2 separate regions of the Homo sapiens genome follow, and region 1 is linked to region 2. Evidence: chromatin loops called from intact Hi-C (ENCODE). Cell type or tissue: ascending aorta. All regions are shown on one strand. Links, peaks and the distances in the headings refer to the core of each region. The heading gives the core; the rest is flanking DNA.

The links. A loop is a pair of places that touch in the nucleus more often than their neighbours do. Peaks named below come from ENCODE experiments on the same cell type or tissue, not always from the same donor. Only the 100,000 strongest peaks of a DNase experiment are listed, where the experiment ranks them.
Region 1: a loop joins it to region 2, with 4 times the contacts of the local background. A loop is called at or near these places in 41 of 110 quality-filtered maps.

What each region holds. Positions count from the first base shown.
Region 1 is chr11:11,891,252-11,903,114 of GRCh38, reverse strand. It overlaps USP47 (ubiquitin specific peptidase 47), which reads right to left. Exons shown (of 28, transcript NM_001282659.2): 4 at 11,009-11,147; 5 at 5,422-5,518; 6 at 255-400. Among named protein-coding and RNA genes, the nearest start is that of USP47, 55 kb to the right of the region's middle. In ascending aorta, for the core only: no CTCF peak of the experiment used is centred there; no DNase peak of the experiment used is centred there.
Region 2 is chr11:11,793,677-11,805,539 of GRCh38, reverse strand. No RefSeq gene overlaps it. Among named protein-coding and RNA genes, the nearest start is that of MIR8070, 16 kb to the right of the region's middle. In ascending aorta, for the core only: a CTCF peak has its summit at 6,540 (motif pointing left); a DNase peak (open chromatin) is centred at 6,529.

The DNA of each region.
Region 1 (11,863 bases), core at 3,304-8,303, 98 kb before region 2:
ATGAAAAGGAAATCACACGCCAGAAAATAGATTGCAGCATTCTATAAATAATATATGCTTTATGGTGCTACAATATTTGTCATGTTTGTTATTTTTCATTGTAGAGTTATGAAATGTGTTAGAAAATATATGACAACAAACTTGCAATGAAAGGTTTAAGATAAAGGTAATTATGTGTAATGTGTTTGTAATATTATTGTCTTCTAGAATTTGTTTGAATATTAGAACGCTTATCATTACAAGAGAATTAGTACCCTCACTACTATCCCATCCAAAGCTCCTTGTAACATCTGTGGTTTCAATTGCTCTCTTTTTGCTGGTTTGTAACAAAACAAAAAGCCTTTGAAGTTGGTATGGAATACTTGTCACTGGATCTTCTTCAGATTCTTCAAATTCCCACCTATTAAAATAAAATGTTAATAAAGTATTTATAAAATGATTTTATTATTTAAAAGCATAATTAATATCAAAATCATAATAATGTAAGATTTTAATCCTGGAAGCTATACAGAGTTTGAATGCTAATTGAAACTAATAATATCTAATGAAACATTAGTGTTTCCCTAATTCATAAATTCAGAAGAACTTTAGACTTTAACAAGAAAAGGCATAACAAGGCATAACAAGGCAAAAGTGCTCAAGAAAAGAAGGCAAAGCTCATTTAACTGTGGAACCTGAATCTGACCATAACCTCTGTCCTAATTATTAATTCACAAAAATACAGGAAACAGAAGAATACTATTACGTGAGATACTACGGCATACAACCATCAAAACCCAAACTGTGGAAAACTACAGGATAGATGACATCAGTTTTCTTTCTATTTTTTGCAGGGAATAAATTGCAAGGATGAAAAAAGATGAAAGAGGATTATAAACAAATTAAATAGATTAAGAATTTTATTAATCAACTGCAATATACAGCTCATATGGATCTTGATTTAAACAAATTGTTAAATGACGCAATCAGGGAAATCGTAGCCCTGACCTGAGATATAATTTACAGATGATATGATGGAGGTATGCTTCCAAACAATCAAGTTGGAGGGTATAGACAAAAAAGATTGACTATGAGTTGATATTAATAATATTCAAAGCTGAATGACTGGTGAAGAGGGATTCATTACACTATTTCCCTCTTTTTTTTTTTTTTTTTTGAGACAGAGTCTCGTTCTGTTGCCCAGGCTGGAGTGCAGTGGGATGATCTTGGCTCACTGCAATCTCTGCCTCCTGGTTTTAAGCGATTCTCCTGTCTCAGCCTCCCGAGTAGCTGGGATTATACACATGCACCATGACGCCTGGCTAATTTTTCTATTTTTAGTAGAGACTGGGTTTCACCATGTTGGCCAGGCTGGTCTCAAACTCCTGACCTCAAGTGATCCACCCACCTCTGCCTCCCAAAGTGCTGGGATTACAAGCGTGAGCCACTGCACTCAGCCTACTTCCCTTTTTTTGAATGTTTAAAATTTTCCATAATAAAAAGCTTTTGAAAGGGAATATAAGAAAGTAAACAAAATAATAATCCAGGTAAGATTTTCACCCTCACAAACTTATGATAAACAGCAGTCTAGCCCTAGCTACAGCTACTGTCTCAATAACAAGTGAATTCCCAACTGAAGAACTTAAGATCTCATGGAAAGAAATAAGATTGAGGTACTAAAGTTGGTAATGTACCCACCAAAGTCTTTAAAATAATTCTGTATTCATAATATACACCTAAGACAAAATATTAAGTAACAACAATATTAATGTTATTTTACATCTTAAGTTAGGAGTAAGATTACTATTTCCCCACTTTTTAGTTTCAAAAGGAGGTTTGAGCTTTAATTTTTCTCTGATGCACTTTACAGACATACTAAAAGACTTTTTCTTTTCTTTTGGGAATGGCTTTCTATTAGAGTGTTCAATATTTTTCTTACTTTAGGACTGAGAAGTCACAGCTCTGTTCTCATCTTCCTTTTGTTACACACTGGCACTCCCTTCCGCCTCACAGAAGTCAATGAAGTACATTTCACCTTTTTCTTCTCAAGGCTTCCCTGCAAACACCTCTATTCAATACCTTACTTCTGCTTTAATCCTCCCCTCTTCTATTCTCAATCCCCAGCTCCCTTTTTTCTGGTTATCTTCAATAGCGGGTACTTATAACTGACATTATGAGATCAAAAATTCTCTTGTTAACTGTGAGAAAATATTGGTTAAAACAGAAAATGCTCAAATTTCTTGTGTGGTAAATTCACTAATAGGGAGGAATTACTGTAAAATAAGACTGAATTCTCACCTGTCCTTTAGTCCTGGTACAAATACCTGAAAAGGTTTTAAGTCTTGCTGGTACTTGCCATTACTTTAGTCATCTTAGTTAGAAACTTTGGTGCATATGTGATTCTTTCCTTTCCTTTACTCCTAAGTAAAATTTGTCACTAAGCCATGTTAGTTTTCAATCTGAAATGTAACCACTGCCACCATCATCATTCTGACTCTAATATATCCATGCCTGGTTTAATAACAGATTCCTCCGGGGTTCTCTATCTTTCAAATCAATCCTGTACACTGCACTATATAAACTTTCCTAAAACAATGTATTTAACCCATCACGTATATGACTCCAAATCAAGTGGCAGGTTCTCTGTTGGCTACTATGCAAAAAGTGAAGAAAATAGGCCGGGCGCGGTGGCTCACGCCTGTAATCCCAGCACTTTGGGAGGCCAAGGCGGGCGGATCACGAGGTCAGGAGATCGAGACCATCCTGGCTAACACGGTGAAACCCCATCTCTACTAAAAATACAAAAAATTAGCCTGGCGAGGTGGCTGGCGCCTGTAGTCCCAGCTACTTGGGAGGCTGAGGCAGGAGAATGAACATGAACCCCAGGAGGCAGAGCCTGCAGTGAGCCGAGATCGCGCCACTGCACTCCAGCCTGGGCGACAGCGAGACTCCGTCTCAAAAAAAAAAAAAAAAAAAAAAAAGTGAAGAAAATAAACAAAACCCTATCCTTTTATCCTAGCACTACTCTCTGGATACTTTATCCTTTTATGCTAGGGCTACTCTCTGGATAGTCAATCCTTTTACGCTAGCTCTACTCTCTAGTCTATCCTTTTACACTAGTGCTACTCTCTAGATAGTCTATCCTTTTACGCTAGTGCTACTCTGTGGCTAGTCTATCCTTTCATGGTAGCGCTACTCTGTGGATAGTCTATCCTTTTCCACTAGCACTACTCTGTGGATAGTTCAATGAGGTTCTTAGTTCTACATTAAGAAACATCATGAGTGCTCTCAGGCTTTGTTTCCCCACCTGCTATAAACTTCACTCTATTCTCACAATCTCAAGGCCTTCCTTTCTGTTTGACCTCATGTCTGTCTCCTACTTCCTTACTCACCAGGATTGTCACAACGGATTTCTAGTTTCTTTTGTTTTTTGAAGACCTTTACACTTCTGGCTTCTTATGCCTTGTATGCTCTTACTGTAAATCTTTAGAGGGCTTGTTCCTGTGAAGTTCCTGGAATGTCCTCAGGGAGGCCCTTACTGTCTACTACCTGAAGCTGTGACCCTCCCCTCCTCTTCTCCTGACAATTACTCCCTCCACATTACTCAGCTTTATTTTCTACCTGGCATACATGATTCTGTGAAATGAGCTTATATATAGGTTTACCTAAGGAAGCTCTAAATGAGGTACTTTCTCTTACTCATCACTCTAATCCTTATACCTAAAAGAATGCCTAGCACACAGTAAATGTCCAATACATGTTTGCTGATGAATAGCCCTGGCTATGCTCTTAATTTCCTCTACAGTGCTGTAAATTTACAGTCCACTTTCAGAGTATTAAAACAGATGGTTAAACAAGTGCCCAGGATCCCCATTCCTGTGCATACTCCCTAAAACAGGCACATTGTCCAACGATCTGGTCTGTGCTAGTTTTGAGAGCAGGCTCTGAACTCTATTTATTAACCTCATCCTCCAGTACTCTGACAAAACTCTGGTTATGCTGATCTCCTGAAGCCCCCCGCAACACACTGTGCTTATTGGCATCCGCTAGTGCACAGGCAGAACAGAGTAGTGAATCCTGGCATCTACTAGGTGCAACTTCTAGCAGTGTGCTTTCAGGCAAAGCTATATTTCTCTGTGCCTTCAGTTACCTTCTTTGTAAAATGCGGACAATAATAGCATAAAATTCATACAGTTACTATGAGAATTAAGTGAGTCTATATATAAAGTGCTCGGAACACTATCTGATACAAACAATGACTAACACTCAGGTAGCCCTTCCTATTATTCACTTTCACTTTTGACAGGCCTCCTATCTGCACAGTGTATTCTCTTTCTTCTCAACCTGGCCAAACCATATCTAGCTTCATGACCTACCTGAAGCTTACTTTCTTCTCCAAGTTTCACCAACCTTTCTTCTCTTTAAACTCTAATGGTATTTGGCTGTCTTTAAATGTTATTTAAACTATTTCAAACATATACATATTGCTATTGTAGAAAGACTTATAAATTACTCAAGAACAAAGATCTTATTACTAATTCCCTCTCTATCCACCAAGTGCCTAGCATTTAAACACTACAGGGCAATACATGCATACAGAATGACAAATACATCAACTTCTGTAAGTTCAGATAACAAGCTGACAGATTAATCTAATGGTGATATAATGTTGAGTAACACAATCAGCAATATTAAAAGTTCCAAAAATAACCTAAATACATATTTACAGTAATTTAAAGATGTTAGTGGAAAGTAACACAAAAAAGGAAAAAAAAATCAGTTTACTCATACTTAAAAGTATCCTTAAAAACTAAAAAATTATGTGTTTATCTTAAAGAAAATATACAAAGCAAAGGTGTGTTAAATGTGTCATAATAGGATATTCATAAAAATAAATGTCTGACTTCAGGGTTTACTTAAACATAGACTTCCTCCATAGAGCATTTTAAACTATCTAATGTATATGGAGTCTTTTAGAAGGAAACACACACACACACACGCACACACACGCACATGAAACAAGCTGTAAGTATTATATTTTAATTAGAAACAAAACTTGCAAGTTAAAAAAAAACTTTGGATACTTAAATTGAGAGGTGGAAGGAGAGTATGGATTTATATATTCGAATTCTCTCAAAAGCAGTTATTTATTTCTTCATAAAGGGTGTTAAGGCTACAAGAGAGGGAAGCTTTTTACCCTACATGTAAATCTCATCAATTTTATCCTTTTGCTCTCTATATACTTCTGATTCTCTCTCCGCACACATTTTTCATATACCTGTTTTTCACAAGATCTTTGTTATTACGTAAGGAAAGAAGTTATATCTTATGGTGTGAGAAATGCCCCAAACTTTAAAATAACTGCAAGAAGATAAATTTTGTTAAAAGTGATATTTTCATTCTTAAATCAATTTTATGTATACAATTTTTTTGAATACTCACTTATATAATGCATTCCTAAATTCAGGAGTCATAAAAAGTGTTTGCAAAAGGCTATTCAAATAGCAAGTCATTGCTTGGTTTACTAGTCCCACATATCCTTTAAAGAGAAAATACAAATGTACATTAATCAGCATTTACATTAAAAATAACAAAAACATAATAAGAATTTAATTCACAGTAAAGATTCAGAGGTTAAAGTTACTACTCATTTGGAAATTATTTCAACTTGTTCAACAGCACCTAAGAAAAGATCCCTTTTCTAATATGTGCTCTAAGTAAGCTTTGTTTTGTAGAAAATGTCAGGATACCTTGTTATAGATATGTCCAGAGGTACACATGGAGATTATATGACATTAACATTTTAAGAGTAATATGTTCAGTAAAGTATGTGTTACTGGCATAGACATAAACTTTTTCCCCCAAAATCTAAACGTTTAAACATATTAAACTTTTAAACATATTAAACTAGATTATAATGGAAAAGCATAAACATATTCACTTTAAACAGCACCACACACATCCAGTGTAGAAAGACTATACAGAACCAGTTACCCCTGTCATCAAGCCCTATAAGCCAATTTCTGTAAGAATGAATAACATACGAGATAAATTCACTACATGCAAACTCACAAAAGCTGAGACTCTAAGTAATGCAGAGTGACTTCATCTGTTTCAACAAGCCTGTCAATGAAATTCTATAGATCAGCATGCTGTGCAAAGGGTGATATGTATCCACACCATCTGTACTTATAGGATTCCAAGAAAAGACCAAGCATGGTAGCTATCTGCTTTTCACTTTGTACTAAGGTTCAAGCTTTTATTTTTTTCACCTTTATTTTAAGAACCGTGTATGCATGGGTGGTTTATATCTTAATCTACATCATTGCATTATTTTAAACTGCTTCTATTCCAGACTATTCCCCACTTGAGTTGTTCTCATAGGATCCTATATTTAATCCGTATTAGAGCCTTTATCTCACTGTTTTGTAACGACCCATTTGCTTATATGTCTCCCCCATCAGACTGTGAAAGCAGGGATTGAATCTGACTTCTATCTCTCCTATTACTTAGCACAGCAGCAGATGCACATGAGAGGGCAATGTGTATGACTTACAAGTAACACAAGTTTGTATGGTATCTAAGCTGATTATTAATAATAAAAAACATTATTTCATTAGTTCATACAAACAGAGCCTTTCCCACAAACAACAGCAATTTGTCCAGGAGACCAATTGTTCTGTATCTTCTTCTGAGCTGAGGCTGCTCTGGGATTTCTTTTCTTCTCCGTCCTCCTCCTCCCAATTCCTCAACAGTCTGGGGGAGAACCAATCTACTTGGAGCCTTACAAGGTAAATGAATACTACTATCATCCTTTGTGTACATACACATCAATCATGTATCACTTGTTTGTGACCTTGTTTCCCTTTACTGGGCTTAAAAAAATGTTTTCGGGGTAGGCTTGAGAAGAGAAGAAGAGAGTAATGGCAATTAATTTTTGCCATAGCTCTTTATTTTACCATCAGGTATAAAAATCACATATGACTCTATGATCTTTTGTACTTGATTTGGCACCATATTTAAACAGAATGAACACTGTGTCACATAAATGTACTATTTTCCAAAAGTATGACGATTTTGGTGACACTATTAAAAGTGCTAATGAATTAACAGAAACCTTTCTCATTATGCATTGTCTAAATCAACAAACTTCAAATGGCAGCTATTATCAAGTGGATTCTACATCTGAAATAGTTATGAATCAATATTTTTAGTATAAGTCAGTAAGCAAGAAGAATATGAGAACATATACCATCCAGTAGAGGGCACATGCAAAAAGAAATCCTAAACAGAACCAACCACTAAAGAAGGAGAAATCAAACAGGCCCAGTGAAGTGGAATCAAATAGGCCAACTCCTGAAGTAGATAAAAAGGCTGTTAAAAAAACTGGCCAAAGACAGGTATCATGGATTTAGTTTCTAATCACTTGTAAGTTCACATTAGCCTTCAATCTACTCCTTATTTCTCCCCAACCCACCATCTCCTATCAACAGTGGCTGGCTACCAGTGGGAAGTGGTAGGAAAGAGACAGGAAAGAGTATGTTGAGTACCCAAACCCATTGCTTTACTGAGAAATGTGTTTCTAGAGCCCTAAGTTAAAATCATGAGAGCATTTTCTAATAAGAACATTTCACACATGGTGCCAAAATTTATAATAATTTCTTAAGGAAATGCAAACTCAATGGTTTGATTAAATAATTTTATCTGATACAATAATTTCTGAACACAACCCCTGATAAAATAATTTCTGAACACAACCACCTTGGATGCTTATAGAGTAACTCAGGAAGGCAGGACCCCTAGAACCCTGGAGGAAAATGTACAGGTAGGGAAAGGGAGTGGAGTAGAGGTGTGTGAGGAACAGTAAATGCGAACAAAGACTATGATTACATGGCAATGTATAGCAAAGACTTCTAAAAATATTTTTTTAAGTAAACTTCAACTTACTAATATAATTTCTGGGAATTTTTATCTTTAGGAAATAATCAGAGATGAAAACAAAAATGTATGTATAAGAATTTTCATAATAATATCAGCAATATTAATAATTACAATTTAAATATCTGAACCTATAAAATGAAACTATTTTTCAGCCATTTAAAGCCCCATATTAAAATACTATTTAATAACATTAAAAAATACTCCTCATATAGTATTAAGTGAAAAACATTAATTAAAAATCTACTCATGATTCCCCATTTTCTGAAAAGTACACATATAGAGGAAAGATAAGATAAAAATATGCAAAATTGCTAGAAGTGGTGCCAGTAGTACTGTAAATTATTTTCACTTTTTTATTTTATAGTAAGACAATGACATGTATTTTAATATATTTGTATAATCAAAGAAAGAGCGTTTTAAAAAAGCATGTCTTAGTCTCAAGGAATTCACAGGCCTCAGAGAGCCACAGGAAGTTGAAGTTAGTACAAGCACAGTAGGAGTTCTGTAAATACTTGGTGCAAAAATGACTGAATCAATTGTCAGAAGACAAAGCAAATATCTCAAGAATCTTGATTTGTTAAATCTGGAACTCTCTCACAGTGTTTCAGCTATCTCAGAATAATGTAGCTATCTCAGAATAATAAGAAACAAAATGCAATTTCTTCCAGCCTACTACAGAGCAGCTATATCAGCATTTTGGGAAGTAATGCCTTGGAACCTACATTTTTCTTTTTTGTTTTTTGAGATGGAGTCTCCTTCTGTTGCCCAGGCTGGAGTGCAGTGGCTCAATTTCGGCTCACTGCAACCACCTCCTGGGTTCAAGCGATTCTCCTGCCTCAGCCTCCCGAGTAGCTGGGATTACAGGCACCTGCTACCACGGTCAGCTAATTTTTGTATTTTTAGTAGAGATGGGGTTTCACCATGTTAGCCAGGCTGGTCTCAAACCCTGACCTCAGGTGATCTGCCCACCTCGGCCTCCCAAAGTGATGGGATTATAACAGTGAGCCACTGTGCCCGGCTGGAACCTGCATTTTTAACAAGTACCCCCAAAATTAATTTTAAAGAAATTAAAATCTGAGAATCACTACTCTAGATAGTGTAATGGGAAACAGTTTAATTACCTCCTATTATCTGAAATCAAAGATAATTTTGTATTTTTTTTATTGTGGTTGTTTGCTACAAAAAGTTCTACTGATAGAAATGAATCCTAAATACCAAACATAATCAGGTTTTACTATTATTTCCAGAAAAAATAAACCATTAAAGCTGCACAATAACTAGCTATGAGGAAATTATTCTAAATTCTAATTACAAAATATAGTAAACGAAAGATTACAGATGACATTAAAACAAAACCTGGAGTTGGGCACCATGGCTTCTACCTGTAATCCCAGCTACTTGGGAGGCTGAGTCAGGAAGATCACTTTGAGACTAGCCTGGGCAACACAGTGAGACCTCATCTCTAGAAAAATTTAAAAGCCAGGCGTTGTGATGCACACCTGTATTCCCCGCTACTTGGGAGGCCGAGGCAGAAAGATTACTCAAGACTAGCCTGGGCAACATAGTGAGACCTCATCTCTACAAAAATTTAAAAGACAGGCATTGTGGTGCACACCTGTAGTCCTAGCTACTTGGGAGGCTGGGGTGGGAGGATCGCTTGAGCCTAGGAGTTCGAGGCTGCAGTGAGCTATGATCTTACAACTGCACTCCAGCCTGGGTGACAAAGCAAGACTCTAATCTCTATAACATAATAATAAAATTAAAAATAAGCAATCTGCAATGTAACACTATAGTGTTCTTTTTACACTGATATTTGTAATGTAATATTTAAAATCACCTGTTTTGAAGTTCTAAGAGTAAAGTTTCTGAAGCCATACTTAGCATGAAACACCATTAATGACATATGCAATCAAAGGCTTCTCTGAACCCGTTTTCATTTCCTTCAACATAAAACATACTATCTATTGCAAAGATTTGTTTTAAGATGAAATAATATGTAAATTTATCAAGATTTATTCATTAGGCGATTAAACAATCTTGTATGTAAATAAACCTTTGCATAAAAAAGCCATTTTACTTGCTCAATAAAGTGAAAAAATTAAAAAACATAGGCTTAATCGTATTGAGAAAAAAAGAAATTTCAAAATGACATGATTCATTTCAAGCACTAAAATGAATAAACTAAAAGATAACACAACAGACCCATAAAATAAGCATGGCCCATGTGCTTCAAAATGGAAGTACTGTAAAAGTAGACAACACAGACTTTCCTTTCTGGAGGAAGTCCACTTTAAAAATTTCAGAGTATAGTCAAAATAGAAAATTATTAAAAGAAGTCTTGAATTTTTTTTTTCTTTTTCTTTTTTTTTTTTTTTTACTTGAGACAGGGTCTCAATCAATCACCCAAGCTGAGTATAGTGGCACCACCATGGCTCACTGCAACCTAGACCTCCTGGGCTCAAGCAATCCTCCCACCTAAGCCTCCTGAGGAGCTGGGACTACAAGCAACAGCGACCATGCCCAGCTAATTTTTTTATTTTGATTTTTGTAGAGATGGTGTCTGGCTAGGTTGCCCAGGCTGGTCTCCAACTCCCGGGCTCAAGCAATCTTCCTGCCTTGGCCTTCCCAAAGTGCTGGGATTATAGGTGTTAGCCACTGTGCCCAGTACACCTATAATCCCAGCTACTCAGGGGACTGAGGTGGGAGGATTGATTGAGTCCAGGAGTTCAAGACTGCAGTGAGCCATTATCAAGCTTCTGTGCTCCAGCTTGGGCAACAGAACAAGACTCTGTCTCAAAAAAAAAAAAAAAAAAAGAAAATTAAAAAGAAAAGAAAAGTCTTCCTTAAAAACATAATATTCAATAATGTTTACGTTATTATTAAATAGTGGCAGCAGCAATATAGTAGAAACGAGTGGGTTGAAGGAAAAGTAAACCACATACTTCTTCTAACTTTGCGGCTGCTAGCTAGTACTCCTGCTCTAGGTCTCAGTTTTCTTATCCATAAAATAAGAGGATTAGGCTTCAAATCGCTAAGATTACTTTGGATCTAATGCCCTATGATTTTATGAAAATACAACAAATCTTACCAGTTTCTGATTTATTCAAAATAGATGAGTAGGAGTAGCTTTGGCTGACATAATCACTGGTAGAACCCCCAGAACCTTCTCTTGGAAGCGGACCTATAAACCTGTCATGAACACTGTCTTCCCCAGCACTGGAATCCTCCTAAAATGCAACATATTCAAATAGTTAGTAAATAGCAAATGTTGCTGAAACAACAGCATTCACCATTTCCTGTAGGAAGGTTTGAATGATGCCTGATACAAAACACTCTGGAAAGGTGCTCATGCCCCCTTCCAAAGTGTTACTTTCTAAATTTTCTTTCAAATTTTCTGTTTACATGAGAGAAGATTTTTGGTACTAATAAACGAAAAGTACCATTGTACTCCGTGATGACAGTCTATCATTCATTTTTATATCATCCTGGCCACGTAGGCCTAGCACATAGGGGACACACAATTATTGTTGGTGAGATGGATAGTTTCCTACTGTCTCTGACAAGAAACTTCATTTTAATAAGGAAGATGCTGAAAAGGATTAAGGGACATAAAAGCAGCACAAGCAATTAGAACAGAACTGAAGAATTCTTATGCATTTAAAAACATGAATCCCTGAACTGTGAATCCAGAGTTCCCTAAATTAATAGCTATTTTAGATTTCAATGTCACTCAGACTAATCAAAATCTTCTCATGATGTCATAAAACTAAATGATGCAATTAATGAAGATCAGAGAGCATATTCTGTTACTGCTTCAGTACAGATGGACTGTGTTTAATTACTGTCTAGTATCCAGACAGGCATTGTTAATCACAATAAACTTCTAAATGAAAAGCATCAAACAGAACAATCTTTCCTGAGCAAAGCGTCATTAAACAGAAGG
Region 2 (11,863 bases), core at 3,424-8,423:
TTAGAAAATTATATGTATATATTTGCATTTCTCTGATAATTAGTGATGTTGAGCATTTTTTCATGTTTTTTTGTGCGCTTGATTGTCTTCTTTTGAAAACTGTCTGTTCATGTCCTTTGCTCATTTTTTGCTGGGGTTGTTTTCTTCCTGTTGAGTTGGTTGGGTTCTGTATAGAGCTTGGATATTAGTCCTTTGTCAGATGCATAGTTTGCAAATATTTTCTCCCATTCTGTAGGTTGTCTCTTTACTCTGTTGATTATTTCTTTTGCTGTGCATTAAGTCCCATTTACCTAATTTTTTTTTTTGCCTGTTTTTTTTTTTTTTTTTTTTTGGCCATTTGCCTGTTTTTGTTTTCTTCTCTTTCTGAAAAGCAAGGAGGTAGTTATGGCTGATGAAATAATTATTTCTTCTCCCATTCTGTATGTTGTTTCTTTACTCTGTTGATTATTTGTTTTGCTGTGCAGAAGCTTTTTAGTTTAATTAAGTCCCATTTGCTTATTTTTGTTTTTGTTGCATTTGCTTTTGAGGTCTTAGAAATAAATTCTTTGCCTAGGCCAATGTCCAGAAGCATTTTTTCTACATTTTCTTCTAGGATTTTTATAATTTCAGGTCTTACATTTAAGTAATTAATTCATCTTGAGTTAATTTTTGTGTATGGTGAAAGATATGGGTCCAGTTTCATTATTCTGCATGTGGCTATTCAGTTTTCTCAGCACCATTTATTGAATAGGGTGTTCTTTCCCCTATGGATATTTTTGTTGACTTTGTCAAAGATCAGTTGATTGTAGGTATGTGTCTTCATTTCTGAGTTCTTTATTCTGTTCCATGGATGTATGTGTCTATTTTTATACCAGTAGCATGTTATTTTGTTTACTGTAGTCTTGTAATATAATTTGAAGTCAGGTAATGTGGTACCTCTGCTTTGTTCTGTTTGCTTAGAATTGCTTGGCTATTTGGGCTCTTTTTTGGCTCCATATGAATTTTAGAACTGTCTTTTCTAATTCTGCAAAAAATGACATTGGTAATTTGATAGGAATCACACTGAATCTGTAGATTGCTTTAAGGTCATTTTAGTGAAACCACAATGAGATACCATCTTACATCAATCAGAATGGCTATTATTAAAAAGTAAAAAAACAACAGATGTTGGCAAGGATGCAGAGAAAATATAACACTTATTCACCGTTGGTGAGAATGTAAGTTAGTACACCCTCTGTGGAAAACAGTATGGAGATTTCACAAAGAGCTGAAAATAGAACTACCATTAGCTCTAGCAATTCCACTACAGAGTATCTACCCAAAGGAAAAGAAATCATTATATAAAAGGACACCTGCAATCATATGTTTATTGCAGCACTATTCACGATAGCAAAGTCATAGAATTAACATAAAGTGTCCGTCAACAGAGGATTGGATAAATAAAATGTGGAATATGGAATACTATGTATATAGCATATACACACACCATGGAATACTACTCAGCCATGAAAAGAATGAAATCATGTCTTTTGCAGCAACATGAATGGAAATAGAAAGTAAAAACCCATGCATTCTCACTTATAAGTGGAAACTAAACAATGTGTACACATGGCCATAGAGTTGAATGTAGGGGATGAGGGATAAAAATTACCTTTTAGGTACAGTGTACGCTATGTGGGTGATGGGTACACTAAAAGCTCAAACTTCAAAACAATATATCCATGAAACAAAACTGCACTTCTACCCCCAACTCTGTAAAAATTTTAAAAAAAAGAAAATTGTATGTATATAATACAGTATTATTGACTATATGCACTATGCTATGTAGTAGATCTCCAGAACTTATTTATCTTGCATAGCCGAAACTTTGTATCCTTTGGCCATCACCTCCTCATTTTCCTCTTTCCACCATGCCCCTGACAGCCACCATTCTACTCCCTGCTTCTGTGAGTTTGACTATTTTAGATTCCACATATAAGTGATTGTCTTTCTGCATTTGGCTTGTTTCATGTAGCATAATGTTCTCTAGATCCACCCATGTTGCAGCAAATAACAGGCTCGCTTTCTTTTTTCAGGATGAATTGTATTCCTTTATATTTATATACTACATTTTACTTATGTATCCATTGATGAACATTTATATTGTTTCTGTATCTCTCGAGGTGTTAACACTGAATTGTCAGCTAATATAGATAAAGCAATGGTAGCTGACCTCCGTTTTGAGTAAAAGTAGAAAATACTAATGTTAGTTGACTACTTTTCTAGAAAAGAAGTTTCTAAGGCCAGGCACGGTGACTCACTCCTGTAATCCCAGCACTTTGGGAGATCCAGGTGGGCAGATTGCTTGAGGCCAGGAGTTTCAGACCAGCCTGGACAACATGGCGAAACCCTGTCTCTACTAAAAATACAAAAATTAGTTAGGTGGGTGGCACATGCCTGTAATCCCAGCTTCTTGGGAGGCTGTCACAAGAATCACTTGAACCTGGGAGGCGGTGGTTGCAGTGAGCTGAGATTGTACCAGTGCACTCTAGCCTGGGCAACAGAGCAAGACTCTGTCTCAGAAAAAAAAAAAAAAGTTTTTTAAAAAAGTAATAATCCTCAGTGTGGCTGTGTTTATTTATAGGAAATAGTTGAGTGAATAGTAAAAAAATTGTTCCTTGATAGTTTACAAAGAGGGATTTTTGGCAAATGTAAAAATGACTATGTTTTGGCCGGGCATGGTGGCCCACACCTGTTATCCCAGCACTTTGGGAGCCTGAGGCAGGCGGTTCATGAGGTCAGGAGATCGAGACCATCCTGGCCAATATGGTGAAACCCTGTCTCTGCTAAAAATCCAAAAAAAAAAAAAAAAATAGCTGGGTATGGTGGCATGCACCTGTAGTCCCAACTAATTGGGAGGCTGAGGCAGGAGAATCGTTTGAACCCGGGAGGCAGAGGTTGCAGTGAGCCGAGATCGCATCACCGCACTCCAGCCTGGCAAGAATGAGACTCTGTCTCAAAAAAAAAAAGACGATGTTTTAATTTTTTTCTAAAAGTTTTGGTACCTCTTTCTTTTCTCTTCTCTTTTGTTTCCCTGTTTTCTAAATTGTGTCCATTCATTCATTCCAATACAAAATATTTACTGAGTGCTTATTATGTGCTGTGGAAGTGGTGCACTGTTCTTATCCCCAATTTCTCCCCAATATCTCACAACACAGTAGAAAAAAATATCAGTGTAGTAGGGTTTTGCCTTGAAATAAAGCTATCTTCCATTTACGGGCCAAGTATGCCAGGGCATGTGTGGAGGAGTGGGCTTATCTATTTGCGCTAAGGTCTGAGGGAAGGTGTTTATCATAATGGAGATAATTTGGGTCAAAAACACTACCTCATCTGTGTAAAAGAAGAAGCATTTCTGAGTCCAGGATTTTCTTAGATTGTTCATGGACCCAAGCTTGCGTCTCTAGGAACATCAAAAACACAAGGGGACATTGCTTTGGAAGAATGTACAACGTGATGTTCTGAAGGCCAGGAGCAAATCCCCTCCAGCCCTGCAGGCAGGTCTTACCTATAATGAGCACGCACACTGCTGCAGAGCCAACCCAGGACCCACCTGTTGTGAAAGGCATGGTTAGCTCACCTGGCATTGTCAATCTCTGGAAATGCAATGAATGGAATAGGACTGCTCTGGGGACAAGTCTTGGTACCAACCTGTTCTTCGCGAAGATGGAGCCGCTGCCAGTGTGACTCCAGGACTGATTTCCCAGTTAGCTAAGGACCTTCTCATGGTCTTGTTACCTTAATCTCTCCTTCCGACCAGCTTCTTATTCAGCTCTGTTAGTACTCATTCCTCCCCTGCCTGTTCTTCTTCCACAAAGAGTCCTCAAGTCCTTGGCTCCTGTTTTTGTCCCATCCCACAAGTACTGCCCTGCACATTTTTCTTTGTGAACTCACATGGTTAATTATCTGAGCCACTTCCTTGTCAGAACTCTGGGTTCCCTCACTTTCTCTCATTTGGCTGGACTCATCCATCAGAAAACTAACTCTGGATGTATGAGACCTCTGTCTTCTCAGCTCCTACTTCTGGGCTGCTGCTCCTGCTGCTAGAAGAAGTGTAGATTACACACACTGTGCCACTGCGATTAGCTCCTCCTTCAAGAGCTCATTACTTGCCTTAGCCTTCACCACCTTCCTCAAGCCCTATACCACCCCTGAGTTCTCATCCCTGGCATGTGGTTTTTCCTCCTAGGGACATTGAGGCCATTTCCTTACTTCCTTTCTCCCTTTAATTTGCTCTTATTGAACTTTGTCCTTGCCAATCCCCTGAGATCTCTTTCCGTATGCGTTAATAGCATCCATCTTGTAAAATCTGATGGTTGGTTCTCAGTCCTCTTTCAACTTGAACTTTTAGTGATATTTGACACAGTTGGTTCCTTTCCCTTTCTTGACCACTTTCTTCATTTGGTTATGGGGACACTGCAGAAGTCTTTGACTTCTTTTCACCCATTGGCTGTTCCATCTTATCTTCTTCCCTAGCTCCTCTTTTTTTTCTGACGTCCAAATATTTGAATGTCTCAGAGCTCACTTCTCAGCCTCATCTCTGCTCTTTCTTACTCAGTAAGAAATCTCAGCTGGTGTTCTGACTTTAAATGCCAACTATAGGCTGATCATTCTGGAATGTGCATTTCTATATGCACTTTCTGTCCTGAATTCCAGACTTGTATTTCCAGCTGCCTACTTGGCATATTCCCTTGGGTCTCTAGTAGACATCTCAAACTCCACACGTCCAAAACAAAGCTCTTGATTTCTCCATGTCAAATTGCTCCTTCATGGCTTCTCCATCCTTGTTGCCCAAGCCAAAATAGAGAGTCACCCTTGATTCGTCTCTCTCTTACCTTCCACTCTACTCTATCAGAAGAGGTCCGTAATCCATTTACTTTGCTCCAGACCACCATCATTTCTCAGTGGAACAACTATCCCTGCTTTCGCTATTCCCCTGCCTTCATTTTTCATACAGAAGCCAGGGAGATCACTTAGCAACTTACATTAGATAAGGTCATTCCCTTGATTAAAACCTTCCACAAGCTTCCCATGATACTCAAAATCTAGGTTCCCAAACCTTACTTCCAAAGTCCTGTGTGATCTGGCCTCTGGCCGATCTCTCTAATCTTACCTTATTCCCTTTTCTCCTTTGCCCATTCTATTCTAGCTTCACTGGCCTGCTTTGGATTTTTTCAACCTCGTAAGCCACTTCTTTCCCTGATTTTCACATGGCCTTAGAAAGTCTAAATGACATCTCAGAGAGGTTTCCCTGACCACTCATTCTAAAGGAGCCCGACACCTATCACATCACCATATTTTAATTGTCTGCATAACACTTATCTCTGTTGGATATTTTTCTTGTTTATTTGGTATTGTCTGCTCCAACTAGAAGGTCATCAGAAACTTTGCTTTGTTCATTCATGTATTCTCTGCACAATTTGACATGGGTCATTTACAAGATGATTGTATACGTCAGTCCAAGGCATGGGAGAATAGGCTGGAGATGCCGTAGGCTGACACCTTATGTAATACTTCACCAAGACCTGCTGATTTTACCTCCTAAACATTTTTCTATTCCAGGGCTGTCCCTCCATATAAAAGAGATGGAGAAGGCACAAAGCTGTCATCATTTCTTTATTACTTCAACAGTTTCCATCTGGTCTTCCTGCCTTCAGTCTTATTTTCTCCGATCCATTCTCTGCCACAGTTCCTAAAACATAAGTCTGGCATGTCACTCTCCTGTTTAAAACTCTTCAAAGGCTTTCAGTCATTTGCATGATAAAGTCATTAGCCTAACAGTATATTCTGTGTTGTGATAGGTGGTCTCTGTCTCTATGTCCTTCTTGTTTTATTCTCCAAGAATACCCAGCTGCTTGTAGGGCACTGTGAATACTTTGCTTTCCCTGTTTCTGTGTCTTTGCTCATGTGCTCCACTCTGCCTTGGACTGTCTGGCCTTTAGAAGCCATGTGACCTTGGGATATCACTTATTCTTCTGAACCTTAGTTTCCTAATAATCATAATTCTTCACAGGGGCAACGTGAGGGTCAAATGATATCATGTACAGAGAAAAAAGTACAATGCCTGTTGTATAGCATGTGCTCAAAAAATTGCAATTGTATTTTTCAACAATGTTAATGTTGACACTAATACTACTAAACCATAATATAGTGGAGCTAGTGTAAGATTTCTGGTACTTTCTTGGGTTACTTGCCTTGGGAGAAAGTAACCAGATCTGACTAAAAATTTGAACTACCAGCTCTGATTTTCCAGTCCTCCTTCCCTGTCCTTCCTAGAAAACTTGAAATCCACATAATTCTCACCCAAGGATTCTCAAATCTGCAGGGACAAGACAAGCACTTGTTCCTCATTGGGCCCTGGGACCCTCCCCGGCTGTGCTCTCGGGTGAGGGGGTCAGTTGGGATTGTCCAGCATTTCTGTGTCTTGGGAATGGAAATTAAGACTTCGGAGTTTTCCTCCAGTCTTTCTCATAGACTTACTGAACAGCCAGGTTTCAGAGACATGCTGGAGCCCCCTGGTGGTGGCTTCTGGGCACGGTAATAGCCATAACTGCAGGGTGAATGGAACCTGTGAAGTTCAAAGTACTTTGTCACTATGTTATCTTGTTATCACTGCAAGGAGTGTTAGGGATCTACTTGGCATCTTGTGGACTGACATATGAGGGAGGATAATGACATGTTCTAAGCTTCCAGGGTGTGGTGGGGATGATGGGAAAGGGCTTTGGTGCCAGTGGGATGGGTTAGCCTGGAGTGCTCCCCAGGGACAAAAAGCAAGGTTGCTGTACATAATGACAACCTTTGACTGGATCAGAATGAGACCCAGGTGAGCCAGGTCTCCTGGTGATTTTTATCTACTTTCAAGGTTTAGCTGCTCTGAGCTCTGTGAATTTCAAGTAGTCCAACAGTCAGTTTGGCGAATACATTCATTTACTTAGAGACTTAATAAATTAAGCCAATAAATACCTACCATATACTAGGTGTTAAGTGCTGTGGCAAGTGCTGTGGCAAATTCTGAGATGAATCATTGCCCCCACCTTCCACAAACTCACAATCTGGTGGGGATTATGAGACTCATAGACAAATAATTGAATGGAAGAACATTCCATGCTCCTGGATAGGAAGAATCAATATCGTGAAAACGGCCATACTGCCAGAGGTAATTTATAGATTTAATGCCATCCCCATCAAGCTACCAATGACTTTCACCACATAATTGGAAAAAACTACTTTAAAGTTCATATGGAACCAAAAAAGAGCCCGCATTGACGAGACAATCCTAAGCAAAAAGAACAAAGCTGGAGGCATCACACTACCTGACTTCAAACTATACTACAAGGCTACAGTAACCAAAACAGCATGGTACTGTACCAAAACTGAGATATAGACCGATGGAACAGAACAGAGCCCTCAGAAATAATACCACACATCTACAACCATCTCATCTTTGACAAACCTGACAAAAGCAATGGGGAAAGGATTCCCTATTTAATAGATGGTGCTGGGAAAACTGGCTAGCCATATGTAGAAAGCTGAAACTGGATCCCTTCCTTACACCTTGCACAAAAATTAATTCAAGATGGATTAAAGACTTAAATGTTAGACCTAAAACCATAAAAACCCTAGAAGAAAACCTAGGCAGTACCATTCAGGACATAGGCATGGGCAAGGACTTCATGACTAAAACACGAAAAGCAATAACAACAAAAGCCAAAATAGACAAATGGGATCTAATTAAACTAAAGAGCTTCTGCACAGCAAAAGAAACTACCATCAGAGTGAACAGGCAACCTACAGAATGGGAGAAAATTTTTGCAATCTACCCATCTAACAAAGGGCTAATATCCAGAATCTACAAAGAACTTAAACAAATTTACCAGAAAAAAATCAAACAACCCCATCAAAAAGTGGGCAAAGGATATGAACAGATACTTCTCAAAAGAAGACATCTATGCAGCCAACAGACACATGAAAAAATGCTCATCGTCACTGGCCATCAGAGAAATGCAAATCAAAACCACCATGAGATACCATCTCACACCAGTTAGAATGGCGATCATTAAAAAGTCAGGAAACAACAGGTGCTGGAGAGGATGTGGAGAAATAGGAACACTTTTATGCTGTTGGTGGGACTGTAAACTAGTTCAACCATTGTGGAAGACAGTGTGGCGATTCCTCAAGGATCTACAACTAGAAATACCATTTGACCCAGCGATCCCATTACTGGGTATACACCCAAAGGATTATAAATCATGCTACTATAAAGACACATGCACATGTATGTTTATTGCGGCCCTATTCACAATAGCAAAGACTTGGAGCCAACCCAAATGTCCATCAGTGATTGACTGGATTAAGAAAATGTGGCACATATACACCCTGGAATACTATGCAGCCACAAAAAAGATGAGTTCATGTCCTTTGTAGGGACATGGATGACGGTGGAAACCATCATTCTCAGCAAACTATTACAAGGACAGAAAACCAAACACCACATGTTCTCACTCATAGGTGGGAATTGAACAATGAGAACACTTGGACACGGGGTGGGGAACATCACACACCAGGGCCTGTCTTTGGGTAGGGGGCAGGGGGAGGGATAGCACTGGGAGATATACCTACTGTAAATGACGAGTTAATGGGTGCAGCACACCAACATGGCACATGTATATATATGTAACAAACCTGCATGTTGTGCACATGTACCCTAGAACTTAAAGTATAATAAAATAAAATAAAATAAAAACAAAAGAAAACAAGAGAAACAAAAAAAGACTCATAGACAGTTGAATTAGAGGGGGGAAAGTGATAATGATTCAAGTAGAAGTAAAATGTAAGTGAGTTCAGAAGAGGGAGATATATCCAACAGTAAAATTTTATAGCAGGGAGCATTTGAACTAAAAGAATGTGAGTTGCAGAGGGCATCCCAGATGGAACCATGGCAGGAAAGCCTGGGTGTGTGTGAAACTGCCAGAAGTTTTGTTTGGTGCATGGAGACTGGAAAGATAGACGGAGGCTACATCCAACTGGGTCCTCATCATCTGTGCAAGGAGTTTGGATCTGATTTCTTAGGCAATGAGCATAACCTGATGAGAAGAGTGTTTTAGGAGAATTCAGTGATAGGACATAGGATGGATGGGAGGAAGGAAGGATGAAATGTGGAGAGACATTAGGTGACTATTAGGATAGTTCAGGCAGGTGGAATGGAGAGGAGAGGGCAACCTAAATAAGTGTTTCATCACTTATCAACATTACTTGGCAACTGATTGTAAAAAGGGCCAATGGACAGAGATGAATTTTTAAAATGCCATGACATTTCCAAACACTGTTGGCTGGGAAGATTGTGGAACCCATAGCAGGTACAGAGGCAAAGCATGTTTGAAAGGAAATGGGAGGTGTTCCATTTTGGTCAAGAGGAGTTTGAGATATCTGTAGAATGTTCAGGTAGAAATTCAGGCTTGGAGTACAGAAGGGAAATGGCTTTGAGACATAGAATATGAGATCAGTTCCACTGAGAAAAAGATAAACCGGTAGAATTTGGTAAGATTTCAGAGGAGGTTGGGAGATCTCTTATCTGTGCAGAAGAAAATGAGAGGCAATGTGAAAGTGGCTTTGTGCTCAGAGGGCAGACCTGAATTTGAATCCTAGCTCTGCCACATAGTCTTTGTGTGACCTTAGACAAGTTACTTAACCTCTTTAAGCCTCAGTTTTCTCATCTATAAGATGGGATGTAATATAGCCTTTTCTTTGGAGGGGATTATGAGGATTAAATCAGATGACATATGCAAAATATTTAGAAGGATGCCCAGCATATGACTGCTTGATAAAAGCTACCATTTTAAAAATTATTACCACTAATAATGACAATGATTATTAGTAGATAATAGTACAATGAAAATGATTAGTAGTACAATGATAGAAAATTGAGGGCACTGACATTTTGGGAGGGTGGAGGAAAAGAAGTCAGAGAGGATAGAAATAGTGGAAGAGGAGAAATGAACTATAGTTTTGCAGCATTAGGCGAGAATTTCAAGGACTTGGTAGCCACTGTTATAATTGAGGTGAGAAGTTAATGTGGATGAATATAGAGAAAATACTGTTAAATTTGGAATGGGAATATATTAGTTTGCTAGGGCTGTTGTAACAAAGTACCACAGACGAGACAGCTTAAACAACAAACATTTATTGTCTTCCAGTTCTGAAGGCTGGAAGTCTTAGATTAAGGTGTCCCAAGGTTGGTTCCTTGTGAGGGCTGTGAGGGAAGGATCTGTTCCATGCCCCTCACCTCACTTCTGGTGGTTTGCCAGCATCTTTGGCTTATAGATGCATCGTCTCAATCTCTGTCTTCATGTTCACATGGCATTTTCGCTGTGTGGATGTCTCTGTTCAAATTTCCCCTCTTTGTAAAGATACGGGTCATATTGGATTAGGAGCCCGCCCTGCTCCAGTATGACCTTGTCTTAACTAATTATATAATATTTATATTATTATATAATTTTAGATATAAAATGATTTTAGATAGAAAATTGAGGGCACTGACATTTTTGGGGGGTGGAGGAAAAGAAGTCAGAGAAGATGGGAAGAAACAGCAGAAGAGGATCAATGAACTATAGTTTTGCAGCATTAGGTGACAATTTCAAGAACTGGGTGGGAAGGATCTGTTCCATGCCCCTCACCTTGCTTCTGGTGGTTTGCCGGCATCTTTGCAGACCAGGCTTCTGGTGGTTTGCTGGCATCTTTGCAGATCATATTATACACAGATTATAATCTGTGGTCAAATTTTACCTAGGGTCAGATTATACACAGATCTGTGGTCAGATTATACACAGATTTTTGTAAAAATCTGATTTCAATTGACTAAGTCTTTTTATTTCTTTTTTATGATAATGTGCTAAATTTTATTGATAATCAAGGAAACATAAATTAAAATAGCGATAACATTACACATTCACTAAATCCACAAAATTTAAAAGATAAATCTGCTGATATTAACTATTGGAGTGAATATAGATCAATGGAAAACTATACCTTACTGAGGGAACTATAAATTGATATAGCCATTTTGGAAATGAATATGCTCCAGGACCCAGCATTTCTCTTTCTAGGTATATCCTAGAGAAACTCTTGTTTATAAACACCACACATGTGCAAAAATGTTCCTAGCAGTGCTATTTGTAATAGAAAAATAATGGGAACATCCCAAATGTCCATCATCATGAGACTAGATAAATAAAATGAAGCATTATACAGTAGTTAAGATGAACAAATCACAGCTACACAGCTATAGCATGAACAAATCTTAAAACTTAATACTGAATAAAGAAAAGCAGATCACAAAAGACTCCATACAGCACAATGCCATTAAAAAAAGTTTGAAAAAAGCAAAGCTTAATTTAGTGTTTAGAAATGCATATATATGGAATAACACTATAAGAAAAGCAAAGGAAAGATACACGCAAAATTTCAGGAGAGTGGTTAGTTCTGGTGGGGATAATAAAGGGGCTTGCAGGTTAATTCATGGACATTGGGAATATTCTAGTTCTTAGGCTAGGTGGTAGATTCATAGGATATTTATTTCATTGTTATGTTTCATAATTTATATATATATAAAACTTTCTTTTGTACATGCTCGGTATGATATAATTAAAAATCCAATAACCAGAATGATTTATAACTAGGGAAATTTGTAGTTTGTGGCTACTAGGTTGTAAATTCCTCAAAGGTAGCTATTTGGCAAAAACAAAATATTCAACAATAATTGGACTCAACAATGGATGAAGAATGTTGTGATATGTGTATACTGATGCTTCTGGAGTGCTTTTAAATGTACTTAGAAGAGATTGAAGATTGA